6 separate regions of the Homo sapiens genome follow, and regions 1, 3, 4, 5 and 6 are each linked to region 2. Evidence: chromatin contacts called from ENCODE Hi-C or POLR2A ChIA-PET data. All regions are on one chromosome and are shown on one strand. Each heading gives the region's core, a stretch centred on a gene start or an enhancer-like site at or near the end of the contact. The rest is flanking DNA. Distances are from core to core; before and after follow the strand shown.

The links. Hi-C counts contacts between places; a loop is a spot of excess contacts on that map. ChIA-PET counts read pairs that join two places held with the same protein, here RNA polymerase II (POLR2A). Pooled maps may share reads with other maps.
Region 1: a pooled map shows a loop between it and region 2 (4-fold over the local background). The contact joins the enhancer-like site here to the promoter of NRON in region 2. A Hi-C loop is called at or near these places in 8 of 50 pooled maps. POLR2A ChIA-PET finds 5 or more read pairs at or near these places in 2 of 52 experiments (BJ and GM10248).
Region 3: a pooled map shows a loop between it and region 2 (4-fold over the local background). The contact joins the enhancer-like site here to the promoter of NRON in region 2. A Hi-C loop is called at or near these places in 1 of 37 single-sample maps with no recorded cell type and 9 of 50 pooled maps. POLR2A ChIA-PET finds 5 or more read pairs at or near these places in 1 of 52 experiments (GM10248).
Region 4: a loop to region 2 is called in a pooled map, with 8 times the contacts of the local background. The contact joins the enhancer-like site here to the promoter of NRON in region 2. A Hi-C loop is called at or near these places in 2 of 37 single-sample maps with no recorded cell type and 7 of 50 pooled maps.
Region 5: a loop to region 2 is called in a map of naive thymus-derived CD4-positive, alpha-beta T cell, with 6 times the contacts of the local background. The contact joins the promoter of MAPKAP1 here to the promoter of NRON in region 2. A Hi-C loop is called at or near these places in 1 of 168 maps with a recorded cell type or tissue (naive thymus-derived CD4-positive, alpha-beta T cell), 1 of 37 single-sample maps with no recorded cell type and 6 of 50 pooled maps.
Region 6: a loop to region 2 is called in a pooled map, with 8 times the contacts of the local background. The contact joins the enhancer-like site here to the promoter of NRON in region 2. A Hi-C loop is called at or near these places in 1 of 37 single-sample maps with no recorded cell type and 6 of 50 pooled maps.

What each region holds. Positions count from the first base shown.
Region 1 is chr9:125,511,627-125,514,995 of GRCh38, reverse strand. All of the region lies in intron 7 of MAPKAP1 (MAPK associated protein 1), which reads left to right. It also overlaps the pseudogene RN7SL30P. Among named protein-coding and RNA genes, the nearest start is that of MAPKAP1, 190 kb to the left of the region's middle. Within about 2 kb of position 1,300, at least 19 of the 41 ENCODE cell types and tissues checked have a DNase peak (open chromatin) inside an H3K27ac peak, as active enhancers do.
Region 2 is chr9:126,409,249-126,412,701 of GRCh38, reverse strand. It overlaps NRON (non-coding repressor of NFAT), which reads left to right and starts at 2,198. Exons shown (of 1, transcript NR_045006.1): 1 at 2,198-3,453. The region is part of intron 6 of MVB12B (multivesicular body subunit 12B); the gene reads right to left.
Region 3 is chr9:125,528,813-125,532,482 of GRCh38, reverse strand. All of the region lies in intron 7 of MAPKAP1 (MAPK associated protein 1), which reads left to right. Among named protein-coding and RNA genes, the nearest start is that of MAPKAP1, 180 kb to the left of the region's middle. RefSeq lists an enhancer at 2,093-2,252. Within about 2 kb of position 2,287, at least 3 of the 41 ENCODE cell types and tissues checked have a DNase peak (open chromatin) inside an H3K27ac peak, as active enhancers do.
Region 4 is chr9:125,630,302-125,634,184 of GRCh38, reverse strand. The region is part of intron 4 of MAPKAP1 (MAPK associated protein 1); the gene reads left to right. Among named protein-coding and RNA genes, the nearest start is that of MAPKAP1, 75 kb to the left of the region's middle. Within about 2 kb of position 1,449, at least 7 of the 41 ENCODE cell types and tissues checked have a DNase peak (open chromatin) inside an H3K27ac peak, as active enhancers do.
Region 5 is chr9:125,705,167-125,709,075 of GRCh38, reverse strand. It overlaps MAPKAP1 (MAPK associated protein 1), which reads left to right and starts at 1,868. Exons shown (of 12, transcript NM_001006617.3): 1 at 1,868-2,105. RefSeq lists enhancers at 1,495-1,654, 1,652-1,946 and silencers at 1,655-1,824, 1,935-2,164.
Region 6 is chr9:125,646,904-125,650,745 of GRCh38, reverse strand. The region is part of intron 4 of MAPKAP1 (MAPK associated protein 1); the gene reads left to right. Among named protein-coding and RNA genes, the nearest start is that of MAPKAP1, 58 kb to the left of the region's middle. RefSeq lists enhancers at 1-166, 207-256, 317-586, 597-646, 282-1,481. Within about 2 kb of position 1,250, at least 14 of the 41 ENCODE cell types and tissues checked have a DNase peak (open chromatin) inside an H3K27ac peak, as active enhancers do.

The DNA of each region.
Region 1 (3,369 bases), core at 51-2,550, 900 kb after region 2:
AATGATTATAGTTGCCTCTGGAGGAAGAGTTATAAGCGATGGAGCTGACACTAAATGCAGACATTTTAGCATAGCTGATGTTGGGTCCGAGCTCTGATACGGACGGCATCAGCGTAGTGGCTTTGGCTCAGTGAGGAACGCAGATTCAGTCAGCCCCTGCCATAGAGTAGTCAAGGCTTGGCACGATCCTCCTGGAATGGGTCTTCCTGCCATAAGTCTCCAGCCCATTGTCAGCAGTGCCACCAGAAGAATCTCACCAAAATATAAAGCTGATTGTGTCACTTTCCTGCTCTGTTAGCACCTGTTGCATATGAGAGAAAATCCAAATCTTGACCAACAATCTGGGCCAAGCTTCTCAGCCTCAGCTCCTCCTTGAACAAGCTTGCTTTTAAGCTATAGGCAGCATTTAAGATTAGAGACTTGCTCGGCAGCCAGGATTCACAGTTCCTCAGTCTCTCAGGTCCTACAAATATTGACTAAAAATGACAAGTAAATGTCAGAACCCACAGAACAAACCATGATCGCACAGATATCAAAGGACATGTGATGCTACACTACCATCCAAACATCCATCTAATGAATATTTTTTGAGCATCAACAATGCACCAAGCACAGAGATTACTCATCCCTGCCTCGAGGCTGGGGGAGGCAGCGAGGCAGCTTGAGCTGGTAAATTATAGAAGAGCCCAATGAGTGTTCCTACCAAGGTAGGAACAAGGCGCTGTGTGGGAGCACAGAGAAGGGGACAGGTAGCTCCACCCTCCCCTTCCCTGAGGTGGAAACATCTGAACCAGGTTGTCTTGAAGCAGGACTCAGAGCTAGGTGAAGAAGAGGGAAGAGGGAATGGCACGTGCAGAAGCCAGGAGGCACTGAGGAACCCACGTGGACCATGGAAGGTCATTGTGGAAGAAGCCAAGGCTGTGTGGGGTGGACATGTGAGCTCAGACCCAGCGTCACGTGTCCTTTGATATCTGTGCTGCCGTGGTTTGTTCTGTGGGTTCTGACATTTACTCGTCATTTTTAGACTATATTTGTAGGACCTGAGAGACTAGGGAACTGTAGGAATCCTGGCTGCTGAGCAAGTCTCTAATCTTAAATGCCGTCTGCAGCTTAAAAGCAAGCTTGTTTAAATAGATATGCACCCTGCACCCCTACTTTGGACACACGAGGGAAAGAGCACAGACTTTCGCTTTGATGCCAGCATTCCCTGCCCCGGTGTGCCCTCCCTGGTAAGGCTGTGAGCCTGTTGTGACTCATAGGCTAGGGATCTACCTAAACCTTATTGCAGTGGTTTCTGTTTCAGTCTGTATTTGCAATAATAGCAGCTCTCATTGACCGAGCACTTTGCTAAGGGAAGTCCTGCATTGTCTCATTTAATCCTCACAGCAACCTTCTGAGGGAAGCTCTGTTATCCCTATTTTACAGATGAGTTTAAATTCCTTCCCAAGGATGCATAGCTGGCAGCGTTACTCCCTCTCATGGCACAAACACCAGGGATGTTCTGCTCAAGTCTAGCCTTTCCTCTTACTGCTCACACTTAGCTTTTTTCTGGCTACCAGAAGCTCTTTCAGATTAAAGCAGCTCTTTAAATTGGTGAATGGAAAACAGTTGACATGAAGACATAACCATGAAAGTGTTCAGCTTTTGACTGTCATTTTTCCTTGCACAGGTGATTCTCAAACTTGTTCTTATGGTCAGCAATGATGATGATAGGTTAATTCACTTATATCCTACCTTGATCCCAAAAATATTTGGAATTATTATAATAGATTTTAAAATACACAAACCACTGAGTGCAGTGGTGTGTACCTGTGGTCCCAGCTCCTCAGGAGGCTGATATGGGAGGGTTGCTTGAGTCCAGGATTTCTGGGCTACAGCCTAGATCAGCGCTATGCTGATCAGATGTCCACACTAAGTTCAGCATCAGTATGGTGAGCTCCCGGGAGTGGGTAACCACCAGGTTGCCTAAGGAGGGGTAAACCGGCCCATGTTGGAAACGTGCAGGTCAAAACGCCTGTGCTGATCGGTAATGGGATCGCACCTGTGAACAGCCACTGCACTCCAGCCTGGGCAATATAGCGAGACCCCACCTCTTAAAAAAATATACATACGAGGCTGGGCACAGTGGCTCACGCCTGTAATCCTAGCACTTTGGGAGGCCGAGACAGGTGGATCACAAGGTCAGGAGATCGAGACCATCCTGGCTAACATGGTGAAACCCCGTCTCTACTAAAAAATACAAAAAAATTAGCCGGGCATGGTGGCGGGCGCCTGTAGTCCCAGCTACTTGGGAGGCTGAGGCAGGAGAATAGCGTGAACCCGGGAGGCGGAGCTTGCAGTGAGCCGAGATTGCGCCACTGCACTCCAACCTGGGCGACAGAGCAAGACTCCATCTCAAAAGAAACAAAAAAAAAATATGTATACATACGAACCAATAAACTACGTGAGAGGAAAAGAAACATAAAGATTAAACGACAAGTTTACGAGTCCCCAGGAGGAGGAGCTGGCAGAGAAATGCATGTCCAGGTCATCATAGTCACACGAACATTTAGTGCTGAGCTTCCTGATGGGCAAAGGAGAAAGGGACATGATAGGAGCTAGTTACAAGATTTATGTTAAACTTTCTAAAGATACAAAAGCAAGCCCTTTGCTCCAGGGAAGTACAGCTTTTCCTGATACCAGGATCTGAAAGAAGTTTCTCCCACGGGTCTCTAGAAAGAAGACACAGAGCAATGGAGGCGACAGTGTGTCTTCCCTCTCTTCGGACTTTGGCAGGCACTTGCTTTCCATTGGATTTCAGCTTTCAGCTAGCTAGCAGCTGTTAAAGAATTGCATGCTAAAACCTTTTATGTTTCAGTTAGGGGTTAAAGGGATCGAGGAAGCTGCTCTGAGCATGTAGCCACCAACCAACAGATTCTGCAGATTTTCTTTGAAACTTATGTGCTGAGATGTTTGCCTCGGGTTTACAAAATCCCATAAAAATCCTGCCTGGGTATTATAACTTGGAACCCTCCCAAAGTGCCCAAAGCAATATTTTGTTCCTAGGCCATTCGGTGACATGGTATTACTGCAATAAATACATCATTGGAATGCCCAAGCAGGTTTTCCCGTCGCTGCAGAGTAACTGCTTCCCAGAATCTTCCTTTTGTGTTCCTCTCTGCTGTGAAATGGAGGGTATGCGGCTTCATGCGCAGCTGTGACTTTTTAAATCCTCTTTCCAAAGTGTGGATGTTGCCTTGAGAACCTTGTCCTGTTCAGTGTGAAAGAGCCCTTTATATTTTATATAATCATTTCTTTGGCAAAAAGTATATTCATAGAAATTGACCTCACAGTTTGTCTTTTTGAAATGGCTTTTGGATGCTATTTTTA
Region 2 (3,453 bases), core at 949-3,448:
GTATTGACGACAGAAGCCTCTAAGATGGGAGTGTGGATTCTCCCCACTGCTCTTCCATATGTTTTAAGTGTTAATTTTTTTGGATGAGAAATTATTTCTTTTAATCAGAAAAAAAGATGGCAAAAACTAGGGGAACACTTCTCAATGTGGTTGGGAGAGTAGAAGAGACACACGTATGAAAGCATCCAGCGTGGTGGTGCTTGGTGCTGAAGGGACACCTTGTTTTCTATATAATGTGTCTGCTGGTGGACAAAGACCAGAGGTCATGTACAAAGGAGAGGAATGGATTGTGGGGGCAGCAGAAGAAATATGAAAAGCAACAAAAATCAAGTTAAGATAGGAAGGGGAAGAAGAACACAGCAAATGGCTAAATGAAATTCCACATTATTCCTGCAAACACCACTGGGAAGAAGTCATCTGTGACGCACAGCTTCTGTGCCAGGTGTAAGGACGTGCTTAATGAATGCCATTTAATGAAGAAAAAGGCTCTTATAAAACACCTGGCACAAGCAGGGTGCGGGAGTCACAGAGAAGGGGACCTTTGCTGCACCTGCTGGCATTTTAATAAGCACCTTCTAGAGCGCCCGCTCTCCAAGGCTGGTCAATGGTGTCAGAAAGAGGTCCCTGACCATTGCCCACACTTGCTGACAGTTTGGGGAACCTTATTTCTTAAAGACCATATGCTCAGGTATCGGATCACCCTGGAAGGTAATTAAAATGAATCATTTTCAGCTGGAAGGGCCTGACTAACACTCGAATCCTCCTCAATGACTTCACAGCCAGGATTCCTGCTCCAAGTCCCCTGTGTTTCCCAAGTGAGGCTCTGAATTACGATTGAGATCTGTGAAGACCCAGAGATGTGAGGAGATATTGTAATTCTTTCTTGTAACTTGTTTCCGCTAAAACAGAAAGTCAGTTATTTTAATCACTCTAGGCTCTAAAATATTTTCAGTTGTGGTTTTCTTTTCATATTGATTTTGGAGCCAACCTCAGGGAGAAACCACCATGCGCAAAGTTTACTATCATTTGTCACGGTCTGATGAGTCTCTTTTTTGTTTCGTTTTGTAATTGACACAAGCCAAGACAAGTAAGGTTTTGTAAAACTTAAAAGAGACCTATTTCCTCTACAGTTATATTCACTATCTTATAAACCTTCTATGCCCAGACCTAAAACTTAATTCCAAGTATTACCCAGTGAACACAGGCCCATGCCAGGGGAGCTGGACCAGTATCAACAGGCACACAAGGCCGCTATAATTAGGATGTGGCGACTGACTCAGCGCACTTTTTTTATTGTGCTCCTACTGTGTGCTAGGCACTGCCTGGCACCGAGACAGTTTAAGAAACCAAATGAAACGTGTATCTTCCCCTTTAGGAATTTATCCATAAGTCAACTGAAACACGAACATAAATCTCCTATATCACAAAGTAAAAGCTCTGAATATCAAAAGATAGGCCATAAAGGACAATATGGTTATATGCTTCAATTTTAAAACAGTGGCATGAAAAAGAAATAACTGGGTGTGGTGGCTCATGCCTGTAATCACAGCACTTTGGGAGGCCAAGGCGGGTGGATCACGAGGTCAGGAGTTCAAGACCAGCCTGAACAACATGGTGAAACCCCGTTTCTACTAAAAAATATAAAAATTAGCCGGGCGTGGTGGCGTGTGCCTGTAATCCCAGCTACTCAGGAGGCTGAGGCAGGAGAATTGCTTGAACCTGGGAGGTGGAGGCTGCAGTAAGCAGAGATCACGCCATTGCACTCCAGCCTGGGTGACAGAGTAAGACTCCATCTCAAAAAAAAAAAAAAAAAGAAATAACCAAAATAACAAACATCTGTTGAGAGTCTACTACAGGCCAGGCACTCTGTTAGGCCCTGGGAGGTATCCAGGGACATGGGAGCCATGGTCCCACCTGCAAAAAGAAAAGACTGTGGCTGGGGAGAAGAGGCCCGAGCAATGAAATAGTAATTCAAGAGTCTAGACAGTGGCCCAAGAGATGTCACAAAGCCAAGGATGGGCAACGGAGGCTCCGGGAGTCAGAGAGGTAGGAAATGGGATTTGACTTGCATGGCTGGGAGGGGCTTTCCAGGGAGGCCCGCGTGAAGGCTTTGTTCCTGGAATTTTCACTCCTGTAATTATTTAGGACTATGGCAGTTACTACTCACTGGGCACTTGCACCATTCCTCATGTTCATACACATCTCTAATGTAAACAACCCAGCAAGGGAAGTAGTACCCTATATGTGGGGGAAAAGTGGTTCAGAGAGGTTAAGTAACTCACCCAAAGTCACACAGCTGAAGAAAATGGCTGGGCTAGGATGTGCGTTCATGCTCTTTCCACCATGCCATGTTGCTTTACTGAGATGACACAGGGCACAAAGTAAGTGCAAACACAGACCTGTTCATTTTCCATTCAGGAAGCCCATTTGCCACGACCAATGCAACTCCAACCTACCAGGCTGACTGTAGAATGGGTTTTCCTCATGGGCAACACATACACACATGCATGCATGCGCGTGCATGCGTGCACACACACACACACACACACACACACACACAAAACCAAATCACTGTGCATTGGACAAGGGGAAAAAAAAGCTGCCACTGGAAGATGAAGGAAATCACAATTCCAAACTCCCCAAGTTCCTAAATGCATAAAGTACGTGCAGCTTGACGGCATATGGCAAATCAATTACTAGTTTAAATCTTAAAACAAAAACATGGCAAGTGTGGTGCAGAAATAATCAAGAACAACGGTTAGGTTTAGATTACAGTGGGCCACTAGAGTTTTGAATACAATTAATCATCATTCCAGGCAATGGGAAGCCATATTGACACTTATTCCTAATTTGAATATTTAATTAGGGTGAAGTTCTTCATCAAATTATCGCAGAACTGGGAGAAAGCCTGGAAGACTTACACAATTACTATCTTAACCCCTTCCCAGCTGCTCACCTGTGAACACAGCCATTCTAGTCCCAGCTCCGCAGGGGAGGTTGCCTGTGCCCAGTCTCTGATGCTGTGGGGTGCTGGAGGGGTGCTGGTGACTGGAGTTGCAACTGCAGCAGGCGGGAGCCACGTGGTGGCAAAGGAAAGGTCTAAGGGGATGCCCTGCTCATGCTTAGGCTAAGTTCTGCATTGAACCCTGGACACAGACAGAAAGCCAGCATGCATGGGTGCTCACTGGGCACCAGGGTGGTGCTTTCTGTGTCCCCCCCCAATTTAATTCTCATGACAAATCCTGCAAAGGAGGCATTTCTATCCCCATTTCACAGAGGAAGAAACAGGCTCAGAGAGTGATAAAACTCACTCAAAGTAACACCGCCTGTGAGTGGTGTAAAGAAGGCCCAAGGGACACACACACACACACACACACACACACACACACACACACACACACAGAGTTACTCACCAAAAGTGATGACAAAGAGAACACGCAAAGGCCCACAAAA
Region 3 (3,670 bases), core at 1,038-3,537, 880 kb after region 2:
TGCAGAGAGATGCCTTTTTCCCCCTCATCTCTTTTGCAACTGCTTTTTGTGTGTGTGTCCTTACTTTTCTTTTTGAAGACAATATCCTCAGATTGGAGAGAGGTGGGAGAGAGGTAGAAAGTACCAAGGTAATGATTCCATTTTGATTACATCTACTGAATACTTATTGTATTCCAGGTATTTTTGTATTTAACCTTTACAAAAGACCTTGTGAGATGGGCATTATCTCTTTTTTGTGGTAGAAAACCAAGGAGATATATAAATATATAGAGAAAGAGAGCACATGGAGTGTGTGTGTGCACACTTGTATGTATTTCTAATGAGTAATACAGGTGAGATTTGAACCCAGACCCTTTGATTCTTGAGCCCAATGTTTTTTTTTCCGTACACCACAGCTTCCTCACTTAAAATGTAATGTGGATGAGGGAACTTTCTGGAGTAAAGCTAATCATCTGTATATTGATTGGGAATCTATATATTGACGGGAGCTGCAATTGCCAAGTGTGTACATTTGTCAGACTGTCAAATTGTATTTGTACAATTTGTGTGTATATTGCATGTAAATTTTACCTAAAAGTAAAAAGAAAATCTTAAACAAATATTGAGCTTCAGTTAATGCTATGTATGCTGAAGTAGTTCAGAGTGAATGTAGTAATGTCTCCTCCTTGATTTGAAATACATTTTAAAAAATGGATTGATAGATATGTGATCAAGCAAGTATTGTAAAATGTTGACTATAGGTCTAGGTGATGGGTATATGGGTTCTCAGTGTTCAGTTCTTTCAACTTTTCTGTGGTTTAAAAATACTCATAATAAAATGGGAAAACTCACAAAAATTAAAAATACATCATTTAGATACTGTTGATACTAATATGAATTTCTGAATGTACAAACATGTATTCTTGTAGCATAAAAAGCACTAGGTTATTTTATTGTTATTAGCTCGTCTGTTAAATAACATCTTTGAGGTCATAGTTTCTCCCATTGATCTGTGGTTTTAAGTTGCATTTACAGTTACAGGTATAATAATCACCACTTACTAATACTCACACTTGGCCAGGTGATCTGCCAGATACTTTTTTCCATTACACTTTAATCCTTAAAACAACTATTTGAATCAGTTGTCATGTTCATTTTATAAGTGAGAATACTAAAGCTCAGAGAGGTTGCAGGACTTGCTGAGGTCGCACAGCTAGTAGGGGAGTAAGGACTCAAAGCCAAATGGCCAAAGGTTGTACTGCTAGACACTGTGGTGCTTCCTTCTACTGGATAAGGTTACGGGGCCCACGGCTCAGTGGAAGCTGTTGCCTTTCTCTCTAGAGAGACCAAATGTCCCTGCTTCAGCTGGGGGTGGCAGCAAGACTCAGTGGAAACAGCATGGGCTTTGGAACCAAACCAACCCCAGTCCCCAGGCCACCTGTCCCTTTTACAAGCTGTGAAGTTAGGGAAGTCATCAGCCCCTTCTGACCTCAGTTGTCTTTTCTGTAAATAGAGGTAATAATACCTATCTTGCAGGGTTATTGTCTTAACTGAATGCATGTAAAACACTTAGTCCATAGTAGGCGCTCAGTGGACATCAGCTGCCATCATCCCTATTGCCACTATCATGCCAGGCACGCCATAAAACCTGGCTTTCTCTTTAGGTTTTGGTTTACTTCCTTTTCTATCCATATGATTTGGCCTTTGCCTGCACCTTTTGTTTTCCAGTGAATTAAGTCTATAGAAAGTTTTTACCTTGTGGTAGAATGAGCCTTTGAATTGTGTTTGAATTAGAATCTGCTGGAAGCACACTTTATTTTGAAGAAGGAGAAAACTAGACCCAGAGAGTCAACTCAAATGATTTTTTTTACTAATAAGTGAACCATACCATATATCTATAGGGATGGATTAATGGTCACAAGCCTTATTTATCAGATAGCTTATGTCTGCAAATTTAATTTCCTATGCCAAAGATTCTGGAAATAATGTGAACAAACTGTAATTGCCTGTAACAAACACATTTATAAGTAAGTTTTAAAAGTCTTTGTGTTCACAGTTTAGTAGCTCACAGACCCTGTTGCTGTTTCTCAGAAAACATTTAAAAGAGGAAGTATACTTAAATATCCATGTGATTTTGAAAATGAAAATGATTCTATAATTACAGACAGGATTAGAGTGTTGCATGTGCCCATTACATCTCTCCAGCCTCCATGAAGAGTCTCAGTCTGCACCAGAGGAAGCAGAAGTCCCTCTTTCTTCGGTCAGGCCATTTGATGTGTTTATCCTATTAGTAGCTGTAAGGAAAATTCTTCTCTACCAAGACTGATTTTAGCTACTTTCTATGAAAAAACCCTTGCTTTAGTAGAGTTACCCCACCACAGGAAACCAAGGGCCTGAACCACCCAACTCCTGTTCTGCTGCTTACAGAGGCCTGATACTGGAGCTGTTTTACTCCCATAAGCAATGTAAAAGGCATTTTAAACAACTCCAATAGTAATTTTGCATAGTTCTTTCTTTTTGAGTAAATTATAAGTAGTGGCACTTTCTGCCGCATATCTGCAACAGCTTTAAGTGCATTATAAAGAAAAGAAGAAAAATAGCTAGTCAGTAAGGGCATTTCTTTTTCTGCCTTACATGACAATAATGTCCTGAGACAAAGAAGACTTAAAATCAGGAAAATGGCATTGGATTAGCACCGTAAGGCAGATCTGGGGAGAGGACGTATCAGCATCTACCTCTCTGGTTACCTAGCTACTAATCACAGTATGGCAGGCAGCTAGGTGTGTAGATTCTACTGTGTCATCGAACCAATTTTTCAAACAGAAAGTCAGTGAGATGTGATTAAAGCCCAAGTGCTGCAAAAGATACAAGGTGGTCTATTGGAACTCCTCAATCTTCCTGGAAACTGTCACCACATAATCACAGAAATATCAAATCATAGCAAAACTTAAGCTTTCCTTTTCTTTTTTCGCCTTTTTTTTTCTTTTCTTTTTTTTTTTTGGCACACTACTTTTAATAGCAGAACAGTGTGAATTAAGATAATGTGTAACTGAAGTCTAAGAATCCCTGAGGGTCATGCAGATCTCTCAGGTACAGTGTGTCTGAAACCTAACTTATCCTTCAGTAGAGTCTTGGCTACATTTCAGGTAGTGAATAAGGATATAAGGGTGACAGTTGGGTGAACTCAGAGAGCTAACATTCTAATAGAGGAGATGGCTAATAAACAAAGCAATAAAACACATTTGATAGGAATTCTTGCTCTGGCTTTTGTTAGTCCTTCCATTTTCTTTTCTTTTTTCTTTCTTTCTTTTTTTTTTTTTTTTTTTCCTGAGATAGAGTTTCACTCATTTTGCCCAGGCTGGAGTGCAATGGTGCAACCTTGGCCCACTGCAACCTCCACCTTCCAGGTTCAAGGGATTCTCCTGCCTCAACTTCCCGAGTAGCTGGGATTACAGGTGCACACCACCACGCCCGGCTAATTTTTGTATTTTTAGTTGTATTTTTAGACAGGGGTTTTCGCCATGTTGGCCAGGCCGGTCTCGAACTCCTGACCACAAGTGATCCACCTGCCTTGGCCTCCCAAAGTGCTGGGATCACAGGCGTGAGCCACTGCGCCCTGCTAGTCCTTCCTTTTTTTTTTTTTTTTTTTTTTTTTTGAGACGGAGTCTCACTCTTATCACCCAGGCTGGAG
Region 4 (3,883 bases), core at 200-2,699, 780 kb after region 2:
GACACTGACAGAATTAAAAATGAAGGAGCCCCCCTGAAAAGCAAGTTCATTACAAATTAACAGTGGTCTTAGCAAAGCAGTGGGCTAAGGCGTGTCAAATAGCGATATGGATAAAGAAACCCAGCATTTTAAACTGTCAGAGCTGGGAGCAAGGCTAGCCTGAGAACAAATTAATCACATATTGTCAAGGCAAAGTTGCATCAAATTAACACATCGGATTCCAGCATATTAATGTCAGAATGCTTTCACCTGATTATTACTGCAAACCATTGCCACTCTTTGAATGCAAAGATATAATTAAATTGCTAAATAGAAAGTGCATATAATATCTCCACATGCATTTAGGATGCATGAGCTGAAAAGTGCACATCCTAGGAAGTGACAGATTCTATTTGTAGGGGAGAAACTTTACTTTTTTTCCCCTTTTATTTACTTGAGAGTACTAGAGTATGAAATTAGAAAAGTTAGTTATGTTATTCATATTCTATATGAATTAGATGAAATACAGGTTTAATTTAACTGATTTGCTACACTGACTATGAGTACATAATTACCTCTGCATTTTTCTGGAAGAGAAATGGGACAATGTTGCAAAATAGTACTTTGCATCAAAATTGCCCATTACACATAATCCTGGTGGTGGATTCGTCATCAGAAAGTGCTTAGGAGAAACTAGATTGGCCATTCTGACAACTGTCTTTTATGTAAGGATTACTTTCTGTCTCAGCTTAATCTAATATGTGTTCTATTATATTTAAAATAAGAATTCAGGCAGAAGCCCAGCTGTGGTTGACCTTTTGGCTCAAGGAGGCAGCCCAGCAGGAAGAACTTGCTTTTTATTAGTCCCTGTTTGTCCCAGGTGATACTTGGGCCAGGCTTTCTGACTTGCTGTCTTTGTTATCCACAATCAGCCTTGCTGTCCCTGTTACTCACACTTAGATTTGGCTACTCTCCCTGTGTCCTCTACCAAGCTCTGTTGGCGCTGTGCATTGAAATCTTCCTTAAATCTCACTTCTTTCATGAAGTCTCCTTCAGCAACTCACACTTCATAGACTTCTCTTTTCAGCTTTGGGATTGAGCGGTCTTGCATTTACAACAGCTCACTTAGCAGAGCTAAAGGGCTTGTAAATTCAAAAAAGGGAAGTAGTGATTGCTAGGAGCCACCATGGGTTTCCTCAGAACCAAGCAGGGCAGAACAAGCCCATTTCTTTCTTGGATAGGGTTGTTAGCTAGATAGAGGGCTGTGGTTAAAATTCTTTGTTCTGAATTTCAGTAAAGCATCAATTTTTGCATAGTATTCTTGCACGCAAGCTGGAGATATTCTCCAGTCACATTGTGGTCAGGTGGACTTTGCACCTGGCTGAGAGACGAGGCACAGAGTGGTGATTAATGGATTTATGTCAAACTGGAGAGCTATCTTTCGTGGCAAGCTGTAGGTCTCTTGTGTGTTCATTGCTGTCAGGGACCTGAATGAGAACATTGATGATAGGCTGATGACACTTGTGGAAGGCAGAAGGCTGGGAAGAATAGCAGGCATGTGCAGTGACAAAGTCAGGGACTAAAGTGGTCTTGACACACCAAAATGATACTTGCACTTAAGTCATAAGATGCAGTCATTTGTGTATGGGGGTGGCAGTGGAAAAGGGGAAGAGGAAGATGAGGTTTAACCAAGTAGCACATGAAAGAAAAGGTTTAGGGTCATGGTTAATTGTAACCTCAGTATGATTCAGCAGAGCCAGGTAGTTAGAAGGAAAACTCATGCATTCATTTCTCAAATATTTCTTGAGTGCCTGTATGTGCCAGGGACTTGACTAATGCTGAGGATACAATAGTGAATGAGATAGTCCCTAATTTAATGGTATGTGTAATCTTGTAGGGAAGTCAGACAATTATAATATAGCATAATAAATGCTATGAGAGGAAAAGTTTAGTATGGTGAGTTTCTTCTTTTTTTTTTTTCTTTGAGACGGAGTCTTGCTCTGTCACCCAGGCTGGAGTGCAGTGGCGTGATCTCAGCTCACTGCAGGCTCTTCCTCCTGGGTTCAAGTGATTCTTCTGCCTCAGCCTCCCAGGTAGCTGGGACTACAGGCATGTGCCACCATGCCTGGCTAATTTTTTTGTATTTTTAGTAGAGATGGAGTTTCACCATGTTGGCCAGGCTGGTCTTGAACTCCTTACCTCAAGGGATCTGCCCGCCTCGGCCTTGCAAAGTGCTGGGATTACAGACATGAGCCACCACGCCTGGCCTAGTATGGTGAGTTTCTTAGAGGAAGGACACCTGGCCTGGGCTTCGCATGGGAGAATATCAGGGAAGACTCCTTAGATGACCCCTAAGCCAAGCCTTGAAGGATGGGAGGAGGTTAGGCAGGAGGCTTCTAGGTAGGTGAAGTGCTGGTGTAAACATCTGAGGTGAGAGATGCTGGTAAATTCTGGGCAATGAAAGTAGTAGGGTATGACTGGAATGTGGAGGCTGAGAGCAGAGGAGGTGAGAGACGAGGCTTGATCAAGAAGAGTTTTGATTTGCTCCTGCTAGTTGTATTTGGAGCAGGAAACTGACATCCTTACGTCTGAATAAATCACCATGGCTGTGGTTAGCAAAAGTAGGGAATTTAGTGTGGTGAGGTATAGTAAGTTCTGTACAACAGACATTTACAACTATAAGTGTCTATTCAGACAAGTGCCACAAGGAGGTGGTAGAGACTAGGAACCGGGTGGGGCATATGAGTTGGGCTTTACAGAATCCATCCAGAGAAGATGTGAACATTGCCTGAAAATAGTAGAAGGGTTCTTGGGTAGAAGATGCTCTGCATGGCTCTGCCAGGCTGGACAGAGCAAAGGCAGTTGTCTTCATTCATTTTATGTTGCTATAACAAAATGCTGGAGACTGAGTAGTTTATAAAACAAAAAGGTTTTTATGGTTCACAATTCTGATGGCTGGAAAGTTCGAGATTGGGCATCTGCACCTGGTGAGGGCCTCAGGCTGCTTTTACTCATTAAGGAAGGCAGATGGGGAGCTGGGGAATGCAGAGATCACATGGTGAGAGAGGAAGAAGGACACGGGGAGGTATCAGGCTTTTTTTTTTTTTTTGAGACAGGATCTCACTGTATCACCTAGGCTGGAGTGCAGTGGTGTGATGACAGCTTGCTGCAGCTTCAGACTCTTGGGCTCAAGCAGTCCTTCTGCCTCAGCCTCTCAGGTAGCTGGGACCACAGGTGCATGCCACCATGCCCAGCTAATTTTTAAAAATTATTTTTTGTAGAGATGGCGTCTCCCTTTGTTTGTTGCCCAGGCTGGTCTCAAACTCCTGGGCTCAAGTGATCAACCCAACCTCTTTTTAATAAGCAGCTGTCTCTGGAACTAATAGAGTAAGAACTCACTTCTCAGGGAAGGTATTAATTTATTCATGAGGGATCTGCCTCCATGATCCAAACACCTCCCATTAGGCCCCATTTCCAACATTTGGGATCAGATTTCAACATAAGGTTTGAAGAGGACAAACATCCAAACCATAGCAGAGGTGTTAATCATCTTTCCATGATTAAGGGTTCAGTGTTGGCTGTTTGTGTCCTAACTCCCTAGACTTGCATTGACATACCAGGGCTGCTGCACTGCTTTGGGCCAAAGATTTCCTCATCTGTAAAATAATAAACCATACAATATGTGAAGGCCAGAGATAGTGTTTTACAAAGCACCTGGTATGGACTTGTGCTGAGTAGGAATCTAGCCAGTTATTGTAGAATCGAGTTATTGGAGGCTGGGCATGGTGGCTGATGCCTGTAATCCCAGAAGTTTGGGCGGCTGAGACTGGGGAATCACTTGAGCCCAGGATTTCAAGACCAGCCTGGGCAACATAGGGAGGCCCTGTGTCTGCAAAAAGAAAAA
Region 5 (3,909 bases), core at 619-3,118, 700 kb after region 2:
AACTGCTTAGCAGTTTTAGATAGGTCGAGTTTTATGTGTCTAGGAGACAGTCAGGCAGCTGTGCTTCAGATTGGAACTCGAGAGAGAGAGAGAGGAAAATGGAGAGTAAGATTTAGGAAGGAACAGATAACCTGGTGACCTCAGAAAATCAAATATCCAAACTTGTTCACACCTGCTGCTTTGTTAGAGTGCCTCTGACAGGTCCCTGATGGAACTGTGGTGGTGTGTGTGCAAGAGTGTGTCTGGGTGCTGAGGTGCACTATTCCCCCAGTATAGATATGTGGTAAGATACCAATTACATAAAGTAATGGGATGTAGTAAGAGATCAATCACATATGGTCATGCGTGGAATGAGGATGTTTTGGTCAATGACAGAGTGCATATGATGGTGGTCCCCTAAGATTATAACATGGTCTTTTAATTGTACCTTTTCTGCATTTAGAGATGTTTAGATACACAAATACCATTGTGTTAGAATTGCCTACAGTATATGGTACAGTAACATGCTGTACAGGTGTGCAGCCTAGAAGCAATAGGCTAATACCAAACAGCCTAGGTGTGTAGTAGGCTCTGACATTGTGTAAGTACAGTCTATGATGTTTACACAACCACAAAATCAGCTAACGATGCATTTCTTGTGTCCTCATCATTAAGTGATGGATGACCATATTTGAAATACATGGGTAGACCCACCGTGTTTTTTGTTTTTTTGTTTTGAGACAGAGTCTCTGTCACCCAGGCTGGAGTGCAGTGGCCTGATCTTGGGTCACTGCAACCTCTGCCTCCCGGGTTCAAGCCATTCTCCTGCCTCAGTCTCCTGAGTAGCTGGGACTACAGGTGCACACCACCACGCCAGACTAATTTTTGTATTTTTAGTAGAGACAGGGTTTCACCATGTTGGCCAGGCTGGTCTCGAACTCCTGATCTCAAGTGATCTGCCCTCCTCGGCCTCCCAAAGTGCTGGGATTACAGGTGTGAGCCACCGTGCCTGGCCCCATGGCATATTTATTAATAAGTTTAAAATTGGGCAGGGGTCCCTCAGGGCTGAAATTCAACCTTGAGTTTTTTCTTTTGCTAAGGTGCGTTTTTGAGAGACTTCCCCAAGCATCTTTCAGGTGGGAGAACCACTCTCACTGCACTCCCTGAATCCTTTTTCCCCCTTCATCGTGGCTTTCTCTACTGATTTCCTCCGTGAGAGAGGAAGGGAGCAGCATGAGACACACTGAACTTCTGCCCTGTGCCAGTCCTCCTACATCTCCTGGAAACCTCCCAGCAGGGCTTGAGGAAGATTATTGTCACCTCCATATTACAGATATTATAATAAGAGAAATAACTAACATTGACTGCATGTTTACTATGTGTCAGGCACTATGCTGGGTGTTTTTCAAGCATCATCCCATTCGATTCCCACAGCAATATACTCTAAAGTTGAAACTATTGCCCTGGATGGGAAAACCCGAGGCTCAGAGAGAAGTGTCACATCCTAGGACACACAGCAAGTTATAAGAGCTGGCATTTGAACCCAGGTCTTTCTCAGAGAGGCTGAGCTGCCTCATCACTCATTTCTGGACGAACTAAGGGCTTTTCTCCGTGGAAATGGGGAGAAAGAAGATTCGATGGAGAAGCCTAACACTGATTCCTGCTCAAGGCAAGTCCAGGCACTGGCGCATCTTGCCAGAACTCAGTCTCCGACCCAGGCCTTTCCCTGCACTGGAGAAGCGGCGCGCATGCGCCCGGCCTCCCTCCCGGCCCCGCCCCGCGGGAAGCTACCGCTCCTTGCTTTCAGCTCTGGGGCTTGCGCACTACGTCCCCAGCCAGAGGCTCCTTCCCGGTCGGGGACTTCCGGAACGCCGGGGTGTGGTTCCGGGTCGTGTGCGGCTCGGGGTAATAGGGCTGCTGCTCGGCCGGCCGGCGGCGGCGAGCAGCAGGGGCATGAGGGCTAACCCGGGAAGCGGCAGCTGAGCGGGCCGGGAGGAGCGCCGGTCCCCGTGGATCCCGAGAGTGCAGAGCTCGGGGCAGGGGCCGGGAGGCGTGGGGGAGCCGGGCCCTCCCCTCAGGAACGTGTCCCGGGGCCGACCCGGCCCGTAGTGTGGAAGCAGCTTCAGGTAAAGGTTGCCCCAGCCGCCAGCTCCCCGCCCGTCCGTCAGCCCACCAGCTTGCCCACCTGGCGGCCCTCTCACCCCTCCAGTTTCAGCGCTGCCCGGCGGGCCGCCTGCCGGGCCCTTGTTCAGGTGGCCCGGGCGCGTTCGTTTCCTGGCCATTTCCAGAACTGGAGGCTGTCAGGAGTCTGAGGCGGGTGTGTGGTTTAGGGGAAAAGAAGCCAGCTGACCTGGTAGTGTGGGGGTGGGGGGTGTAGTTGACTCCGGCAGTTTCTGGGCCTGCACTTGGCAATATCTAGGTGCCCTGGTCTTCATAATGTGAAAATCAAGGTTTTCAAGCATTGACTGTGTGGTCCTTGTTTCCTTGCGTCCCTTCTCCCCCTCCCCCTTAAAGAGGTTAACAGCCTTACAGACTTTTTTCTAGCTACAGTGCTGCTGGAACTTTGATTCATTCTTTGTTTATGGGAGTGGCAAGGAGTCATTTAGATTTGTTTAAGGCTGGGAAAAAGAGATTGTAGCGTAAACAAGATTATGACTTTAACCAGAGACCCCCAAATTGACTCAGAAATTGGTTAAAACTTCCTTTTGAATGAATGAAAGTCACTTTGGAAGCCCACCACAGTACCTGGCACTGTACAAAGCACCATGTTGTTATAAACCCAAATCGGCAAAGTTCAAAACTTTCCCAGGTGTGAAGAGTCAAATGGAGACCCATTGGTTTAAAAAAAGCAGCGTTCTCATTCTCTGACAAGCAGGAGAGGTGGATCCGTAATGTTAAAACCCACTTGAGCAGAAGCCTAGATATGGGTTTTATTCCTTATATTTTATGAGCCCACACAAGGTACCTAGTAAACACGGAAAGAGTTCTTGATGAAGCAATAATTGTTTTCATGTTTTTCAGTTTACACACCTGCGGGATTTGGGGCATGCTGGTAGCCCTTTCCCATTCATCTGTGTGCTCATGCCTACCTTCAACTACTGTGTGTCCCAGACTGCACTTACACCCCCTTACATCTCCTAATCTGGCTCCTGGTTACCTTTCCAGTTATGCTTGAAAAGGTCTCCTTCTTTAATTACCCCATCCTGATCCATTACTCTGAATAAGTAGGATCTCTAATCATTTTTGTTCTTTCCTATTCCATTGATTTTTGTAGAACATTCTCCCTACCTTGCCTAGGTTTCCCCTTTTCTCTTTCAGTCTATTGAGACGCTTCCCACGGCTCAGCTGAGTTGGCCTCACCCAACCAATTCAGGACAACCCCACCTGGAAATGATTTTTCCTCTAGAATTCTATAAGCGCTCATTTTTATCTACAATTATTTAACTTAGCAAATGTTTACTGAATATGGATATGTATATATATGCCAGGTACCATGCTAGGCAATTAGAGATAAATATAAGATTCAGTCTTTGCTGCCAGGGAGCTCAATTTAGTGAAAGAGAGATAAGGGAAATGAATAATTCTAACACCGTGATAAGTACATTGTGTGAGAGTTCTTGTGACAGTGGTAGGTGCGGGAGGGGAATGGGTTATTCACCTTTGAGGGATGGGATGTGGCCAGGTAATGCTTCATAATTTGAGGTAAACTAAACTTTGAGTATTTGGGTATTATATAGGGGTTTCTATTGTTTAATCATTTTAACCTCAATTTACAGATTAGGAAGACCCATAATAAATTACACAGCTGGTAGGAGACAGAGCCAGGATTCAAACCCAGGTCTGTCTGATGCCTAAATCTGTGCTTTTTCCATTACATGTCTTGCCTTTTTCTCACATCATCTCCCTCTTTTTATGCAAGTACATATTGAA
Region 6 (3,842 bases), core at 1-2,500, 760 kb after region 2:
ACTTCTTCCACCCTGAGCTCTCTGTCTAGGCCTCATTTCTGCAGTTAGCTGTGAACCTTGCCAGTCTGTGGTGGCTTCCTTTGTTGTGGAGCCATCTTCTAAAAATTCCATGAGGTAGAATTCACCATTGGCTTAAGGCTTTTCAAAGGAAGGCAGACTCTTGCCATGGAAAGAACATGTTTGTCAGGCTTGGGTTAAAATCTTTTGATCTGAGAGCTAAAGGGTGAGTAAGAACTAGCTAAGAAAAGGGGGAGGAGAAAGGAACAGAAGGTCTGAGGCAAGGGGAATTTGGCAATTTTGAGGAACCAAAAGAAAGTTGTGTGACTGGAGCCCTAGGGTGAAGTAGATCGTGGTGAAAAGTGAAGCTCTGGGGGAAGACCGGGTATGATTGGTAGAGGTGTTCTCTTTAACCTCATGGCACGGGGAAGCCTTGAACAAGGATTTAAATGGGGAGGTGAGGTAATCAAATTTGTTTTGAAAAGACCCCTGGGGCTGTGCTGCCGAGTATATCCCTGAGAAGGGTTTGTGAGGATAGAGAAACTAATCAAGACATTTTTTGCAGTGCTCTGGGTGAGAGAGTGGTAACTTGGGCTTGCTTGTTAGAATGAAGATGGAGTGAATGAATTCGAGAGATATTTAGTAGTAGGCAAAAGTGGTAGGATTTGATGATGTATGCAGAGAACAGGGTTAGAAGGGGGTTTGAAGGATGATTTCCTGGTCCGTGTCCGGCTTGTGGAGCTGGATGGATAATGAAACCATCCCTGAGTTAGGAAGCACTGAAAGAGGGCTTCTCCCTCAAAGAACGAGGCCATAATTTTACTATCTTGAAGATATCTCTCCAGAGAAATCAAATGACAGCCCAGGGTCACCTAGCTGGGCATAGAATCCAGGTGTTCTAATTCTCAAAGATTCTTATTTTCTTCTTTTCTTTTTTTTTTTTTTTTTTTGAGACGGAGTTTCTGTCACCCATTGGCAGCTGTTTTGGACCTGCTGACTACAGATCATAGACTGTTACCATGTCCTTGAAGACACTGTACATCTTTTTGGGAGGTGGGGTATATCCTATTGTCTGGTTTGTGTTTGGGGAATCTGAGGCAGTGCTTTTTGAGGTGAGAGTGGAGCAAAAAGCCTCTTTTTTGTTCTCGCTTGTCAGCCAGCCTTGAAACTGGCCAAGGAATTGCCTTCAGACGTTAGTCACCTTCCAGACACTTCCTCTCCCATCAGTCACTTCCTCTCAGATGACAGGGATGTGCACTCAGATGCCCAGCCTGACTCACCAGGCCATTCAGAGGAGAAAACGATAGGGTAATTTTATTCTTTTATTTTCGAGAGAGTAATTTTAAATGAGGCAGATGCCAGGTGTCATTTAAGACGTGTTGATTGTAATTGTTGGAGGTTAGGGGACTAAGAGGTAAACAACATGGACGTATTTTTGTTACAATGAGATTACTGTTGTTGTACTACCTTCTCACTACCTGACTAATTACCAGGTTAGAAGAGGGAATCTGGTTGGAATGAATATCGAGCACTGAGGTCTAGCCCAGGAGACAATCCTTGTAGGTATGGAGGGGACTAGGGATGGTGTCATTTTACATTCAGCCTTCTCATCCTGGGGTACTTTGCTCTGCATGGTTTGCAGTAGAGAGATTGTCTTCTCCCTCGAAGAATGAGGCCATGATTTTACTATCTTGAAGACCTCTATCCAGAGAAATCAAATGACAGCCTAGGCTCCACCTAGCTGGGCATAGAATCCAAGTGTTCTAATTCTCAGAGATTCTTATTTTCTTATTTTCTTTTCTTTTTTTTTTTGAGTCAGAGTCTCTGTCGCCTAGGCTGGAGTGCAGTGGTGTGATCTTGGCTCACTGCAACCTCCGCCTCCCGGGTTTAAGCGATTCTCCTACCTCAGCCTCCCAAGTAGCTGGGATTACAGGTGCGTGCCACCACGCCCAGCTAATTTTTGTATTCTTTCTAGAGGCGGGGTTTCACCATGTTGGTCAGGCTGGTCTCCAACTCCTGACCAGGTAATCCGCCTGCCTCGGCCTCCCAAAGTGCTGGGATTACAGGTATGAACCACTGTGCCCAGCTGAGATTTTTATTTTCATTAATGGGGTTCATACAAAATGGAAACTTGATTTCCAGGACTACTAGGCCATGTGTTAGAAGGAACACTGACAGGGAATCAGAAGACTTGAGTGTTAGTCCTGGCCATGCAGTTCCTTCTCTCTGATGTAGGACAAGTAATCTCTCATCTATGAGCCTTGATTTCTGCGTGTTTAGAATCAGGAATGTGGCTTAGATGACCTCTTGGATTCTTTTTGGCTTTAAGATTCCAGAGTTTTGTGATTAGGGAGGTGATTGACATCAGTGAGATGTAGGGGGGTACAGATGGGAAAACTACAACTTTTGAAGAGTTAATCTTTTGTGTATACATTGGAACTTTCCTCTTAATTATCCTAACAGAACAGTGATCTAGGGAGTATTAGCTCCAGGTGAGGGAACAGGCTGAGAGAGAGAAAGTGAGGTGCTCAAGGATTCCCCACTAGTGTGTGGCAGAGCTGGTATTCAGCTCCTTTTTCTCCTATTCCAGTACCACAGCTCTTTTTCCTAGACTCTTGCAGTCGTTGTTATGGCGAAAACAAAAACAGTTAACATTTGAAATTTTTTAAAATTTAAAAACAAAAGTTTTTCCTTTAGCAGTGGACTTGAAACCTGACGGACTGCTTCAGATCTTTTTATCAGTTATATGGATTGGGCAAGTTACTGCATCTTGTTAGCCTTAACTTCCTTACATGTAAAAAAAAAAAAAAAAAAGATATTGGGACTGGGGAAGGGGAATGCTTTCACACGTAGTAACTGGTGTGTGCCTCACAAATGTTTGTTTATTTCCATTGATTTTTCTGGTGTGCAGAGTGGATTCGTTCACACATCTCTATCCATCGAATACATCATTTACTAGGCACCCACACTGTACTGGCTCATTTCAAACATTTATTGCATACCAGCTCTGCACCGTGCACTGATAAATAAAATGGGGCTGACTGCCCTTGGGGAACTTAAAAGACAAGAGCGGCCATATGGCCATCAAGTGGAGAAACTATACTTTACATGAATGATCGTGCCCAGTGCTGAGGACTGTGACAGTGGTCCATGACATTAGGTGCACCTGACCGAGCAGAGGAACAGAACCACGAACAACAAACCAGAGAGCAAATGTGATGGGCACTATAGATGAATAGTAGATGAATACTGTCTACGGCTCGGATCTGAGCCAGTTTCTTATCCTTGGTGTGGTTGTCCGAATTTCAGTTGTATTCCTACAGGCCAGGGAATTCAGCTTTGGTCACTCTTATAATGAAGCCCAGAATGGTACTCTCCACATAGAAATGTGGAAGTTTTTAAAAATGGCAGTGATAAATTTCAAATGTCATTATTCTTTGAGGCTTGCAACTACATGGCAGTATCATAAGAGCTGTGTTTTATTAGTATTTCCACTTTACTTTCTGTTAAACTGAAGTTTAACACCTAGACAAAGATACATGTAAGAAATTTTACAAAATACATGTAAGTTTAGGAAATTTGCAAAATATGCTGCTATGCAACCAAAGATTAAATTGATTTGTTATATGTGCATTTAGCTACAATTCATTTTAATTGTCCGTATGAAGTTAAAAAGTATTAGTGTCAGATAAAGATTCATCACCAGAGCGTGATTTAAGGCTGGTGCTGGAGAACGCAGGCATGTGTTCCGGCAGATGTTTGTATAAGGCGCTGTCTTTCCTGACAGCAGTTAAAAAGTATGGTTATAGTAATCAAATTGTGGTGCAGCGACTCTGAGGCTAGGG